Linked DNA regions of Mus musculus: region 1 is linked to region 2. The links are chromatin loops, found by intact Hi-C in ENCODE. Cell type or tissue: gastrocnemius. All regions are shown on one strand. Each heading gives the region's core, and the rest is flanking DNA. Links, peaks and the distances in the headings are about the cores only.

What was found. Peaks named below come from ENCODE experiments on the same cell type or tissue, not always from the same donor. Only the 100,000 strongest peaks of a DNase experiment are listed, where the experiment ranks them.
Region 1: a loop joins it to region 2, with 2.4 times the contacts of the local background. A loop is called at or near these places in 4 of 42 quality-filtered maps.

Annotation. Positions count from the first base shown.
Region 1 is chr4:138,280,028-138,287,480 of GRCm38, reverse strand. Kif17 (kinesin family member 17) reads right to left here. Exons shown (of 15, transcript NM_010623.4): 6 at 6,015-6,124; 7 at 896-1,049. Among named protein-coding and RNA genes, the nearest start is that of Ddost, 21 kb to the left of the region's middle. In gastrocnemius, for the core only: a CTCF peak has its summit at 4,426 (motif pointing right); a DNase peak (open chromatin) is centred at 4,447.
Region 2 is chr4:137,964,869-137,972,321 of GRCm38, reverse strand. Ece1 (endothelin converting enzyme 1) reads right to left here. Exons shown (of 19, transcript NM_001369179.1): 19 at 7,094-7,453. Among named protein-coding and RNA genes, the nearest start is that of Eif4g3, 25 kb to the left of the region's middle. In gastrocnemius, for the core only: a CTCF peak has its summit at 3,963 (motif pointing left); a DNase peak (open chromatin) is centred at 3,954.

The DNA.
Region 1 (7,453 bases), core at 1,640-6,639, 310 kb before region 2:
TCAGAGCTCCAGAAACCAGAGACCTCATAGAGGGAGGTGTGATATGCAAACTGGAGGGCTGTGTGAGGCTGGAGATGCAGGAGATGCTGGGGATGCAAGAGATGCTGGGGATGCAGGAGATGCTGGAAGCCATGTTTCCCTCCTCCTCAGGGTGTCTGTGAGAGTAGGGTCTCTCTTCCTCAATTGGACAGCCTTTGCTCCCAGTTCACACTTCTAGACTCTCTCTTACATTCTAGCTACATTATTTCTTTCTCCTCCCCTCCCCTCCCTTCTCTCCCTTTCCTTTTTCTTTCTGTTCTTTCTTTTTTTTTTTTTCTTCAAGGCAAGGTTTCTCTGTGTAGCCCTGGCTATCCTGGAACTCGCTCTGCAGACCAGGCTGGCTCTGCCAGTCCCATGGGAACACAGGAAGCTGGCTCCCAGCAGCATGGGTCGTTGAATTATACATCCTCGAAATTCCACACAAGTAAACGTGCCTGCTAACGACTCAATCCTCACAGGATGTGGTTGCCTTGGTAGCAGACAGACTGAAGAATAAGTAAGCAACTAGCAAATGCAGACACTTGGGACAAGAACTGACCTCTCCAGCATAGGATCCTTTCTTCCTCTAGTAAGGCCAAAGGTGGCCCAGCTTGGAGACAGGGCGCCAGAGACAGTGCTGTGTGACAGACTGCCTAGACTCTAATCCTGACTCCATTTCCCCAGTTACATGGCCAAAGGCCAGTTACCTATTGTCTGGGTCTATTTCTTCATCTACAGGTGGAGGGTAACCGTGGGATCTGCCTGGCTGGATTGTTATATAAATGAGAGAGACCTGAGCCTACCATGCAGGGACCCTTCACCCATCTGTAAGGGAAACAGGAAGTGGGCTCCCACGTCGCCCCAGGGCAAAGTGCACCTGTCTCCTTCTCCTTGCGCAGATTCTCCTGCAGTGTGGACAGCTTCACGTCATACGAGTTACGCATGGCAGTAATGTCCTCCTGCAGCCGGACCCGAGACTCTTGCTCTGCCTCGTAGTCAGCCTTCAGGCGGGCCAGGCGCTCCTCATACTCCTGGGGTAGAAGGGGACACAGCGGTGGCCAGCCTTCACAACTTGACCTCCAGTTCTGGATACTCAGATAACATAGGGGAGAATGAGGTGAAAGTCCCTGTGTCACATGGGGGTGACAGTTCTCTGGTGACAGCCCTCTGTCGGTTCTCTGTGCAGTCTTGATGGACTGATGCTTTCCACGAATGTTTCCATGTAATTCTTCACACTTCACAACGCCATGAATGCCTTCCCTCATCTAACCCGCATTTCCACCTGTGGTACTCAAGCCATTGGTAATAATCTCTGTCTCTGTCTCTGTCTCTGTCTCTGTCTCTGTCTCTGTCTCTGTCTCTTCTCTCTCTCTCTCTCTCTCTCTCTCTCTCTCTCTCTCTCTCTCTCTCTCTGTCTCTGTTTTTCAAGACAGGGCTTCTCTGTGGAACTTACTCTGTAGACCAGGCTGGTGTCAAACTCACAGAGATTCCCCTGCCTCTGCCTCCCAAGTGCTGGGATTAAAGCACGCGCTGCCACCACCCGCTTCCCTCTCCATCTCTGCTGTCATCACTGGCTCCTGTCTCAGTAGCAACCTGCTTGGCCCCACATCTACTCCTGCTTCAACCTCAGCAAAACCCCACATTGCTGCTGCCTGCTGCATAACATCACATTCTCTGCTTAGGGTGGGTGTTTCCCAGGATGGGTTGGCTCCCAGGTTTATGGGTGGCTCCTAGGTTCGTGGGTAGTCTAAACTCCTTGATTGAACCCGAGTCCCCATGTGATAGAATCCTGCTGGCCCTTGGACATCCTGTTTTTCTTCTTATTATTATTGTTTTACGTTATTTTAAGTGTATGGGTGTGGGTAGATCTGTGCACTATGTACATGAGCCAGAAAAGGGTGCTGGATGCCCTGGCATTGGAATCACAGATGGTGTGAACCACTTTAGAGGCACTGGGAATCGAACCCTGGTCCCCTGGGACAATAACTAGTACCCATAACCACTGAGCCATCACTCCAGCTCCTTCTTTTAAAATTAAGAACACGTTTTTGTTGTTGTGTTGTTTTTCTCTGCGCTGAGCATGGAACCCAGGTCTTCATGCATGGTGGGCATAATGGTTGCCAACTTGACTTGGGATGCTCAGCTTTAACTGTCACCTTGACACAACCTAGACTCACCTGGGAAGAGTCTCAGGGAGGGACTGTCTACCCTGGGTTGTCTTGTGGTCTTGTCTATGGAGGATTATCTTGATGATGTTACTTGATGCCGCCCACTGTGGGTGGCTCCATTCCCTAGGCAGGAAGACCTGAATGTATAAGCGCAATCAAGCTGGGCAAAGCAAGCAAGTGTGCATGCGCTCACAGCTCTCTGCTCCTGACTGTGGATGGGCTATGACTGCTGTTTAAGGTCCCAGCCTTGACTTCTGCAAAATGATGGGCTGGAACCTAGAATCATGAGCTAGAATCAACCCTTTCTCCCATAAGCTGTTCTCTGTCAGAATATTTTCTCACAACAACAGAAATGAAATTAGGACAGCTGCCAACCTGAACGGACTGAGAAGCACCCATGTTAGTGAGGAGACACACCTCTGCCTGTGATGAAGCTCCCAGACAGGTCCAAGGAACAGGGCAATGCCTGCCCTGATGATGGACCACACCATCCCATAAGTGAACCATCAGATGGTTCACTTTGAAAGTTGTTTGTGTCAGTGTCACAGTGAGGGAGAGGCTAAGCAAGGGCAGAGCTCAGAGTGTGGACTCTCAGCCCTGCTCCGTTGTGTTTATGTTTTATTATTACTACCACTACCTATTATTGTTGTTGTTGTTGTTGTCGTTATTGTTAATTTATCATTATTATAGCATATCTGGGTTTCTGGTAACTTGCTTTACCCAGAAACGCCTACTTCTCTCCTGCCTCAGGGATTCTAGCCTGCTCCCTGGCAAATTCATGCTCAGGGCTAATAGGGGCTTCCTTACTAACTTGGCCACTCTCCACCATTCATCTTTTCTGCTTCCATTGGTCTGTTTAGAGAGCTGCTGTTGGGCGTCAGCGTTGTCACCAGCATGCACGCACCCTGAGGACTATCCAGTGCATCTTCAGGGTCACATGCAGGGCCACTAAGGCTCTCTGACAGCACCAGCTCAACCCCCCACATGTTGTCCCCTCACCTCCTCTCACCCATTTCCTTACTCCTTGGAGAGCCCCACCCCAGCACTGGATCAGTCTTTGGCCTGCTTAGCCCCTCACCTCTGCAGTCCCCACTGCTTCTTCTCAGCACAGCCCCTGACTCTGTGAGTGACCTCAGCCCATCCACCTGGACCTCAGCCAAAACCACAAAACCTACATGTGTACGCATGCACAGGTATGCACACACATCTGCTTGTGCACAGGTTTGTGCACACCAAGGCACGTGTACCCACTCACTACAGTCCTGCCTTCATTTTTGTTTTTGTTTTTGTTTTTTGAGACAGGGTTTCTCTGGATAGCCCTGGCTGTCCTGGAACTCACTCTGTAGACCAGGCTGGCCTCAAACTCAGAAATCCGCCTGCCTCTGCCTCCCGAGTACTGGGATTAAAGGCGTGCACCACCTTGCCCAGCTAGTCCTGCCTTCCAATCTCGATATTAAATGGGGGTGAGGTGGGGTGGGGCTAAATCGCAGGATGCCTGTTTGCGTAGCCAAGTTTTTACCTGCCCTGCCTGTCCTGCAGGCTACAGAAGTTCCCTCCATGGCCTTTACATACGAAATCCCTTGTCTTACTCTGTCCTGGGCCATTGCTGGCAGTTCTATGTCTTGGCTCTTTCTGTGTCTAAAGCAACCCGCACCCCCAGGACTGTGGCTTCCAGCTATGGCCCCAGTCCCAAACAGAAGCTCAGCTCATGCTTGCTATGGGAAGATGAGGATGGAGCACAAACCCTGACCCCTGCTTCTGTGTAGTGTTCATGGATGAGAAGGGACCTTGTTTTTTGTCCTTGTATAGCCGGTTCAAAACAACAGGAAGGCTGCATCATGGTGGATGTCCTACAGATAATGAAATGTTGGCCCAGAGAGCTCAAACCATTTGCCAGCCACGAAGCCTGCCAGAACAGGACTTATACAATGAAAAACCAGATAACCCCGGGGACCCTCCAGTCCAAACCTCCCCATTCTGACTGGAGCCCGGAACCATGGCATGAGCTCACTCACAGCTGAGCTGCCTCCAGGAAGAGCCCCCTTTGTCTACACAGGGGCTTCATTTTAAGGTTTATCCTAGAATGCGGTTCTCAGCACACAGTAGGCACTCAGAGAATACAACTCAGAAGAGAAAGATGCACAGGAAGATGGAAGGGAAGCAAGGGAGACATCCACACCTCCGATAGCCTATACCATCCTCTAGGGGGAGACATCCACACTTCTGATGGCCTACACTGTCCACTAGGGGGAGACATCCACACCTCTGATACCGTCCTCTAAATTACAGGCAGGAGAGGCAGGCAATGCCTATCTATCACTTTCACTTGGTAGCTAACAAGAGACTGTCTGTCCAGAGTGGGGTGTGTTCTCCTTGGAGACCACTAGGGGAGCCAACATTCAACCAGACCACAAGGAAGCCTATGTAGAGGGTTCCATCCTAATATTATCCGGTTCTCCCCTCCCCTGAGGATCTGTGACCCAAATCTACTAGGCATTATAAGATTCCACAGCCACTCCAAGTCACTTGGTGTGGCTCCGGGTCACTGCTACCTGCAGAGAGCCAACACTCCGAAAACAGGAAGGGCTGCTACCCTAATGGGATGCTGACAAGCTTAGTCCTCCCCAGGGGTCTCTTCTTTTGTCTTTGATTTGTTTTGTATTGTTGGTGTTTGTTCTTCATTTTGTTTTTGTTTGTTTTTGTTGTTCAATATAGCGTTTCTCTGTGTAGCCTTGGCTGTCTTAGAACTCACTCTGTAGACCTGGCTAGCCTTGAACTCAGAGATCTGCCTACCTCTGCCTCTGTAGTGCTGGGACTGCAAGTATGTGCCACCACTGCTTGGCCAAGGGTCTGTCTCTTCTTACTGCCACCTCCACTAAGGGCAAGGTTTGGGTCCTAGAGGCGGACTTGGTACCCAGACCTACCCTAGACGGTCCCAAAGGGCAGAGCTCTCAGGACTGCAGCCACCAAAGCAGGCTCTTTGTCCAACATCCTGACAAGAGTTTCGAGGTCTGGCCCCTAATTGAGATTATAACTGAGAGGCAAGGGATCCAGCTGTAGGCTTGGGAGCCAGGCTAGAGCTCCCCAAAACTGCTCCTGCCTAGTGTCAGCATTCTCCTCAGGAACAACCAGTTCCTCACAGGGACCTCTGAACACCAAGCCACCAGGCAGAGCTAGCAGGCAGTCTTCAAGTGGCAGGGGCCTCTGGAAGCCCGCAGAGCTTGGAGTTGAGAAGGAGTCCCTGTTGTGTCTCCCTATGTTTGTATCCCTGTAGATCCCCTGTCCTGCTGCTTCCAGAGATGCTGGGAGACACACGGGGTGAGGACCCGGGGCCCAGGTGAAGCTGATGCTATACTCACCCTGGCTAAACAGGCCAAGCTGCTCTGAGGCCCAGGCTTGGCTGCAGTGCCAAAGGCAAACAGCCTGCTCTCCACTCTGCTGTCTAGGTCAGGAACCCAAGTTCAAATCCTGGGTCCAACTCTTGTTTGGGTTTTTTGCTTTGTTTTGTTTTTTTGAGACAAGGTTTCTCCATGTAGCCCTGACTGTCCTGAAACTCACTCTGTAGACCAAGCTGGCCTCGAACTTACAGAGATCCACTTGTTTCTGCCTCATGAGTGCTGGGACTAAATTAAAGGTGCCGCTGAATTCAACTCTTTGATACTCCTGTGTTCCCTAAAACTTTGGAAAAGTCTTTGAGCCCCAGCTTCCTCAGAAGAAGAGGGCACCATGGTGCCAAGCCCACGGAAGTGAAGCAGGATGACACCCTGCAGGTACTGGCTCTCCCTGGGACATCCGCTCCTTCACATTGGCAGCTCACTGGGGTCTCACCTCTCGGATCAACTGCTTCTCAGCCTCCGTGTCCTGCTGGACAGTAGTTGGGGACAGCAGCTTCTCCTCAGACTGGACTGGGCCTGGGGGTGTCTGAGTGGACAGCAGGGCTGGAGAGAAAGAGACAGGAGAAGCGGAGGGTGAGCACCCAGGGACCAGGCATAAATGTGCCCCTCTGTAAAACGCAATCCACCAGTCACCGGAGAGTTCAGGTCACTGGGGACATAGCACTAGACACCGACACACCACCGTGCACTGCGTGCTAGGAGAGAAAAGTGAGCAAAAGTGTAATGGTCACAAAGGAAGGGCGGGAGGATGCTCAGAAGCTGAGTGCCCCGATGCTGACCTCAGGAAGACCTCAGTGGAGAGCAGATGGAGCCAGAATCAGGGGAGAGGAGAGAGCCAGGCAGAGATGGGGGAAGAGCTTCCAGACAGAGCGGTAGAGTGGAAAGACCAGAGCAGCTCCAGACCTATGCTGGGATGTCTAGGGTGATGGGGACAGCGGATGGAGAGGAGAGGAAAGGAAGCCAGGCCCTGAAAGCTTCAGCAGTGAGTACCAGGGGGAGGGAGCGGGGGAAGACCCAGGAGACCTGGGCACAGTCAGCATTGATGTCAGGGAGGGAGTGCGAAGGAGTGTATGGGAAAAAAGGTGGGAAAAGGGGCAGAGGGCAACTGGCGAGTCAGGCTTTAATATGTATATGTACGTATCTGTCTGTCTGTCTGTATATGTATGTGTGTGTGTATATATATTGTGTGTCTGTGTATATGTATATGTGTATATGTATATATGTGTGGATGTATGTGTGTGTATGTATATATGTGTATGTGTGTGGATGTATGTGTGTGTGTGTGTATATGTATATATATGTGTGTGCGTGTGTGTGTGTTTATGTATATGTATGTGTGTGTGTATTTGGTTTGTTGTTATTTGTTGTTGGTTTCTCTGTGTAGCCCTGGCTGTCCTGGAACTTGCTCTGCAGACCAGGTTGGCCTTAAACTGAAAGATCCGCCTGCCTCTGCCTCCCAAGTGCTGGGATTAAAGGCGTGCGCCACCGCACCACCATGCTAACTTAATCATTTTAATTGATTTTTTTTTACGTGCACGGTACCAGCATTATAAATATAAGTCCATGCTCCACCTGTGTGTCTAGTACCCACAGAGGCCAGAAGAGTATGTCAGATCCCCTGGAATTGGAGTTAGTTACAGCTTCCGTGTAGGTGCTGGAAATCAAACCCCGATCCTTTGGAAAAGCAGTCGGGGCTCTTAACCACTGAGTCACCTCTCCAGCCCCAAGAGTAAGGGTTTAGAGAGGAGGGTTACAGTAGAGGCCACGAGGCTGGGCTATTCGATGGGTGGGGCAGGCCCGCCTGGAGTAGGGGCAAGAAGAGGGTGTCCGGGAGAGAAACATGAGCCCACTGAGGTAGCTACAAGAGGCAGA
Region 2 (7,453 bases), core at 866-5,865:
TCAAACTCCGGTCCCCATGAGTTCACAGTGAACAATTCACTAACTAAACTGCTAATGGTTCTTTTTAAAAGAGGGAGGGGGAGGGGTGGGCGGCTCAGTGCTTAAGAGCATGTCCTGCTCTTGAGGGGGTCAAGTGCCAGCATGGACATCAGGTGGCTCTCACAGTCACCTCAAACTCCAGAGATTCCAATCCCCTCTTCTGGCCTTCTGTGGACACTTGCCTACGTGTGCACCAACACACATACACATGATTAAAAAGACAGTAAGTCAGCCAGGCATGGCAGTTTAATCCTGGCACTCAAGAGGCCAAGGCAGGCTGAGGCTAGCCTGGTCTACATGAGTTCCAGGACAGCCAGGGTGACAGAGTAAGACCCTGTCTCAAAATAAAAAAAAATGAGGCCAAGCATGGTGGTGTATGTCTTTTGTTTGTTTGGTTGGTTGGTTGGTTTTTTCGATACGAGACAGGGTTTCTCTGCATAGCCCTGGCTGTCCTGGAACTCACTCTGTAGACCAGGCTGGCCTCAAACTCAGAAATCCACCTGCCTCTGCCTCCCGAGTGCTGGGATTAAAGGCGTGCACCCCCCCCCCCACTAGTGGTGTATGGTTTAGTGTGAGCTCCAGGACACCCAAGGCTACACAGAGAAATCCTATCTTTAAAAACTGATAAATAGGGCTGGAGAGATGGCCCAGCAGTTAGAAGCACCGATTGCTCTTCCAGAGGTCCTGAGTTCAATTCCCAGCAACCACATGGTGGCTCACAACCAACTGGAATGAGATTTGATGCCCTCTTCTGGTGTGTCTGAAGACAGTGACAGTGTACTCAAATAAATAATTCCAAAAATTAATAAATAGCCCAGTCTATGGTGTCCAGTTGCAACAACAATAAAGAGAGAACAATGTGCAGAGCCAGAGCTCAGGACATGGGTTCAAATCTCAGCTTTGTCCCTGCCTACCTATCTGGCCCCTCTTCTTCACATCCCAGGTCCCCATTGAGAACAACAATATCCATCTCACAGTACTGACAGGCTTCACTCTGGGACCAGACCTACTGCCAGCGCTCGGGAATAGCAGTTTCCCTCCTCACCTCTGGCTAGCACTCACCCCCTTCCCCAAGCCGCCACTGCACGCCACATTCAAAGTGGCCAGTGTGGCTATTATTTCTGAGAATACAACCCTTGGCTGTCTTGTGTCTTTTCAGTCCCATCTTCCTCCAACCCGCAGCACTTCAAAGGAGGGAAAGCCCAAGTGTCGTGCCACTGGATTGGCAAATGTCCCAGAGGATCTTGTCCGCCAGCCACTGAGCTCCACACTCAGCCCCCATTCACTCACGTCTGACAAGGTCAATGAGGAAAATACACAGCGCAGATCAAAGGGGCTGTCAAAAGCTCTCGGGGTGGGGGGGTGGGAGGGCACTCTCCCGGCAGGATTTCACGTCACACAAAAGTGCATGCAGGGGGTGCTCCATAAAAGCTCCCCCACTCACATGCCCAGAGATACCAAAAGCTGGTTCCCATGACAACGCCGCTGCCAATGTTATATATAAATGTGTGTCTGTCTGTGTGTGTGTGTGTGTGTGTGTGTGTGTGTACATAGCCACCCAGAGATGCACAGAAATAAACTCTTGGCATAAGTTCCCCCTATTCTAAATGTGAAATAACCTGCAAGGATTGATGACTGGAGGGAAAGAAGAAGGTGGCTTTTGAATAAACAGGCTCGCCTCCCTGGGACTGACACCTGCTTTGCTGTATGTCTGGCTTGTTTCCTGCACCTGGAATAAAGCGATACATCACTGTTGAAAGAATGAATAAATGATGGATAAAGAAGAAAAAGAAAGCCCTGTGTCGTCGTGGGGCAAGCCTTTAATCCTGGCACTAGGGAGGCAGAGGCAGGCGGATTTCTGAGTTCGAGGCCAGCCTGGTCTACAGATCGAATTCCAGGACAATCAGGGCTGCACAGAGAAACCTTGTCTCAAAGAGAGACAGAAACAGAGAGAGAGAGAGAGAGAGAGAGAGAGAGAGAGAGAGAGAGGCATCCTGCCAGTCCGGGCTAGAAAGAGTTCCTGCTGGTGTCTAGTCACATCTAACCTGCTTTTTGCTGGTGGTGGGGTTTTGTTTTTGTTTTTGTTTTTGTTTTTTGTTTTCTGATGAAAGAGCTGAAGCTTGTGAGGAGGAGGAAATTGCTAGGTGTGGAAACATCTGTAATCCCAGCACTAATTGGGTAGGGACCTGAGGCAGGAGGATTGTGAGTTCAAGGCCTGCTTATGCTAAATAGGGAAATCAAGGGACACATAATGAGCTGTGTGTGTGTGTGTGTGTGTGTGTGATTTTCTGTATAGCCCTGTCTGTCCTGGAACTCACTCTGTAGACCAGGCTGGACCCAAACTCAGAAATCCACCTGACTCTGCCTCCCAAGGGCTGGGACTAAAGGTGGGCACCACCACTGCCTGGCAAGAGGTTCTATTTTTAAAATGGGGGCTATAAGTGGTGTCTGGCACCTGCCTTTAATCCCAGCCCTCGGGAGGCAGAGGCAGGTGGATCTCTGAGTTCCAGGCCAGCCTAGTCTACAAAGTGAGTTCCAGATCAACCAGGGCTACACAGAGAAACCCTGTCTTGAAAAAAACAAGCAAACAAACAAAAAACACCCCCCCCCAAAAAAAGAAAAGAAAACAGGCTGCACAAGCCATGCAGAGCAAGCCAGTGAGCAGCATCCTTCCACGGCCTCTGCATCAGCTCCTGCCTCCAGGCTCCTCCCTGCTTCAGTGCCAGTCCTGACTTCCTTCATTGATGAGCAGTGATGTGAAAGCATAAACCAAAAAAGCCCTTGCCTCCCCAGTCGCTTTGGTCAAAGTGTTACATCACAGCAATAGTAACCCTAAGAAACAGACAACCAAGAAAATAGATAAAATCAAGGTGGTATAATACATAAACATTTTAAATGAATTCATTTTAAATGAATATAAATATTTAAACATTTAATATATTGTTTATTATGTTATACATATATTTATATGTACAATATATGTATATCTATATATACATATATATATACACACACATATATATGTCTACTACTCAGTAGGTGGAGTCAGGAGAATCAGAAATTCAAGACCATTCTTGGTTACATATTAAGTTCAAGGCTAGCTTGGGATATATGAGACCCTGACTCAAAAAACGAAACAAAATAAAAAAAAAATAAGTAAAAAGCCATTATGGTGTTGCCTGCCATCTGAGCACTGGAAAGGTAGAAACAGAAAGGTCACCACAAAATTGAGGGCAGTCTGGGCTATATAGTGAGTTCCAGGGCAGCCTGGACTACATAGAGAGAGCCCAGGAGCCTGAGGAGGAAGAACATGTGCTCTTATTTTTTTAAAAAGATTTATTTATTTATTATATGTAAGTACACTGTAGCTGTCTTCAGACACACCAGAAGAGGGCATCAGATCTCATGGCAGATGGTTGTGAGCCACCATGTGGTTGCTGGGGTTTGAACTCAGGACCTTTGGAAAAGCTGTCAGTGCTCTTAACCGTTTTTTTTTTTTTTTTGCTTTTTGTTTTAATCTATCTATCTATCTATCTATCTATCTATCTATCTATCTATCTATCTATCTATCTATCTATCTATCTATCTATCTATCTATCTATCTATTTGAGACAGGGTTTCTCTGTGTAGCTCTGGCTATCCTGGAACTCACTTTGTAGAGCAGGCTGGCCTCAAACTCAGAAATCCACCTGCCTCTGCCTCCCAAGTGCTGGGATTAAAGGCGAGCGCCACCACACCCGGCCAGTTCAGGATTTCTTAACGGTCTGTTTGCCTTCTAATGTCTAAGGACTAGGGGGTGGGTCTTGTCAGCCCCAGCAGCTCTCTCACCTGAAGAACTCTGGGCTCTTTGGCCTCAGGAGATCAAGCGACAGGATGTGGATCCAGGGCTGAGTCCCTTGTGTTCTGGTGCCACCTAGTGGTCGTAACGTAACACTGCCATGTGAAACTGCTTGAGCCAGCCCACGCCCTTTGTAGAACCAGGGATGTACCCAGGTTCTGGGCAAATACATGGAAATGATGGGAGCCTAGGCATGGGCTCCTTGATACCCCAGGTGTGTCATGCTTCCGTACTAGGTCAGCTATGGGTTGTGCCCTATTAGTCTCTGGCTCCGGGACAGAGGCAGATGGATCTCTGGGGCTTGAGGTCAGCCTGGTCTATATAATAAAGTTCCAGGCAGCCATGGCTATATGAGACCTTGCCTCTAAACAAAACGCCTAACACCTCCTTAAAGGCCTATACCACCATGTTTGGTCTTTATTTTGTTTGTTTTTAAGATTTATTTTGTTTTAATTTATGACTCCATGTGAGTGCCTGCGTGCATGTGTGTACCATGTGTAGCTTCTCTCCCAGATACACATTCATCACATGATCAAACTGCACTTCCTTACTTGGTACCACTGTCTCAGGTGTGACATAGTTACCTGTCTTAGGCATCACATGACATGCTCACCTGGGAGGGACAGGGGACACACATTTCAGCATGAGGGTCCTAGGTTCCATCCCCTGCACACCATAAACTCGATGTGGTGGTGCACACCTGTAATCTCCACTCTTGGGAGGTGGAGGCAGGAGGATCAGAAGTTTAGGGTTATCCTCGGCTACACCGAAAGTTCAAGACCAGCCTGGGCTACATGAAATTCCGTCTTAAAGACACAGAACAAAACAAAACAAAAATGAAAATAGTCTTGGGTACTGCTGTGCATCTTCTCATTAACAGCAATCAGCTTAATGCATTCTGCTTAAGATAACAATGTAACCATGGTGGCTGTAACAATGTAACCATGGTGGCTGTAACAGTGTAACCATTGTGGCTGTAACAATGTATCTTGGTGGCTGTAATGCACGACAGGGAGGAGATGCCCTGCACCACACCCATCCACAGACAGTGATGTTGGGATCTGGGTTGTGAGTACAGTGGAATTACAAGCATTTATAGCACGGACCTTTCTGTGCATGGGTAGAACATGTCTCTGCACGGATTCTCATCTTCACTGAAGCACAGTTGTCTTCTGAAGTTATTTGTCCTTGGGCCATTTCTGAAGTGAGGTCTGTGAGGCATTTAAAGACTTCCTTAACTTCTCCTTCCCGGGCTGGAGAGATGGCTCCGTGGTTAAGAGCACTGACTGTTCTTCCAGAGGTCCTGAGTTCAATTCCCAGCAACCACATGGTGGCTCACAACCATCTGCAATGGGGTCCGATGCCCTCTTCTGGTGTCTGAAGACAGCTACAGTGTACTTACATATAATAAATAAATCTTTAAAAACAAACAAACAAAAGACCTTCTCCTTCCCACGGAATGCCTCTGCCTAGCTCTTTGGCTCACACAGTTAAGGATTTCAGATCACTTACATTTTTCCAGTTGTTCTTGACGCAGCTCTGTTCTCTCCACAGTCCTCAGCTGCAAGGGAAAACCCTGAACAGCCAGGCAGGAGGCTCAGGTTTTGCATCGGGAGAGGGGCATTACTGACTTGGCACAGATGGACTGTTTATGAAAAGGAGGGAAGAGAAGAGCAGTGGGGACTCAGGGCGATGAGAACTGTCAGTACTCTTGGTTGCTAGGAAGAGGGTCTGTTAGGAGTACCGTCGTCTGCAGGCCAGGGCCTGGGGGTACAGCAGGAAACTGACAGGAGATGTCCCTTCTTGGGGAAGGGGTGGGCAGTAGCTAGTGTGTGTGCATGGAGTATACACAGAAGTCCATCCTGTGTGTGCATGGGTGTGACGTCACGGAGCCAGGAGAGAGGCCTGGAGCACTAACACCCTCCCTCCCACGACAGCCAGAGGAAGAGCCAACCCTGTCAACACTTGGATCTTGGCCTTTGAACCTTGAGAACAATGAGATAACAGATTTCGGTCATGTTAGGCATCGAGTTTGAGTTTGTGGTGTCTGTCACAGCACTAGCAAACAGACACACCCTAGTCAGAAAGAGACATCTTTGTGGACTAGGAGGCGAGGAAGGGCTTCCTAGAGAAGGTGATGCTGTGTGGGACCTTGAAGGATGGGTAGGAGTTTATGAGGCAGAGATAGATGCCCAGGGAGAACACTGTAAATGGAGACTGTGTAGAAGATAGCCAGAGGAGGTGGGTACCCTGAGAATGCCAGCTACCGCTCACTCAGCTCCCCTTAGGCCCAGGAAATGAAAACACTAGAGACTTAGATTATACCAGCCAGATTTATAATGATAAATCTCCAGCCCCAAAATACCTGTGCAAAGAATACACAACTCAGTTAATATAAATACAAGCTGCATACCTAGATTGGGCAAAAATACCCTACACTGCTCTATTATCCATCTATGAAATCCCTAGCTACTTGTGGCTCCTCCAGACCACGTTGGGTCTGCTCCACCTTCACCCTCTTCTTCCTCCATCTTCTCCCTTCATCCTCCCTCTCTTCTCTCCCTTCTCCTCCTCCTCCTCTCCCTTCTCCTCCTCCTCCTCTCCCTTCTCCTCCTCCTCCTCTCCCTTCTCCTCCTCCTTCTCTCCCTTCTCTAAAACTTTCAGCTGTGCCTTTTCCTTCCATTGCCCAGACACAGGCTCTAGCCTTCTTTGACCAATTAAGATTTCACCTGACATCACCCGAGTGATCTCCTCCTCATTGGGACACCCCTCTTGAGGGCGCAGGAAATACAAATAACAATCCACACCAGGCTTTGTTTTTTGTTTTTGTTTTGTTTTGTTTTTGGAAACTCTAATCAAGCATCTGGGACTGGAAAGTCCTTTGCTCTAAGACAATGGAAACCCGATTTTCTCAGTGTGTGTGTGTGTGTGTGTGTGCGTGTGCGCGCGTGTGCATATGTGAGGGTGCATGTGTGCTCGTGGGTATTTGCATGTGTGTGCGTGGGGGGAGGAGGACACTGTTCTCACCAGCAAGGAGTACGTACAAAGCACCTCCTGGAAGGAATGGCTGGGGGTGGGGGGTGGCACAGGCAGCAATAACCTGTTACTCCTCAGGGTCTTAGACTTCTGAAAGAATTGGTAGCTTTGTGCTGTCCAGGGTCCCTCCCATGATCCAGGACACACATCCTCCAAGGACAGACACACAGACACACTGCTCTTGGTATAAGTACTTTATTTTAATTATAATAGTGCCACACCAAAACTACAGTAGCACAAAACACAATAATACAAAAAAATAAGAGTCCCCAGCTCCAAACCCCATGTCCTTGTGCCTGCAGGGAAACTCCGGGCTTGAGAGAAGGGGTCTTTCTGAGGGCAGATGCCCTTCCCGCTACCGCCCTTCTCAAATCTCTGGAGGGGCGGGGCTTGGGGTTCTGCTTTTGTGCCCATCCATCCCTAACCAGTCTGCGTCTTCCTGCCTTGGCTCCCTGCACACCCTGAGCAATGTCCATATGGCTGAACCCAGTTCAGGACCCCGCTTCTAGATACCAGTATCCAGGACTGCCACTCTATGGA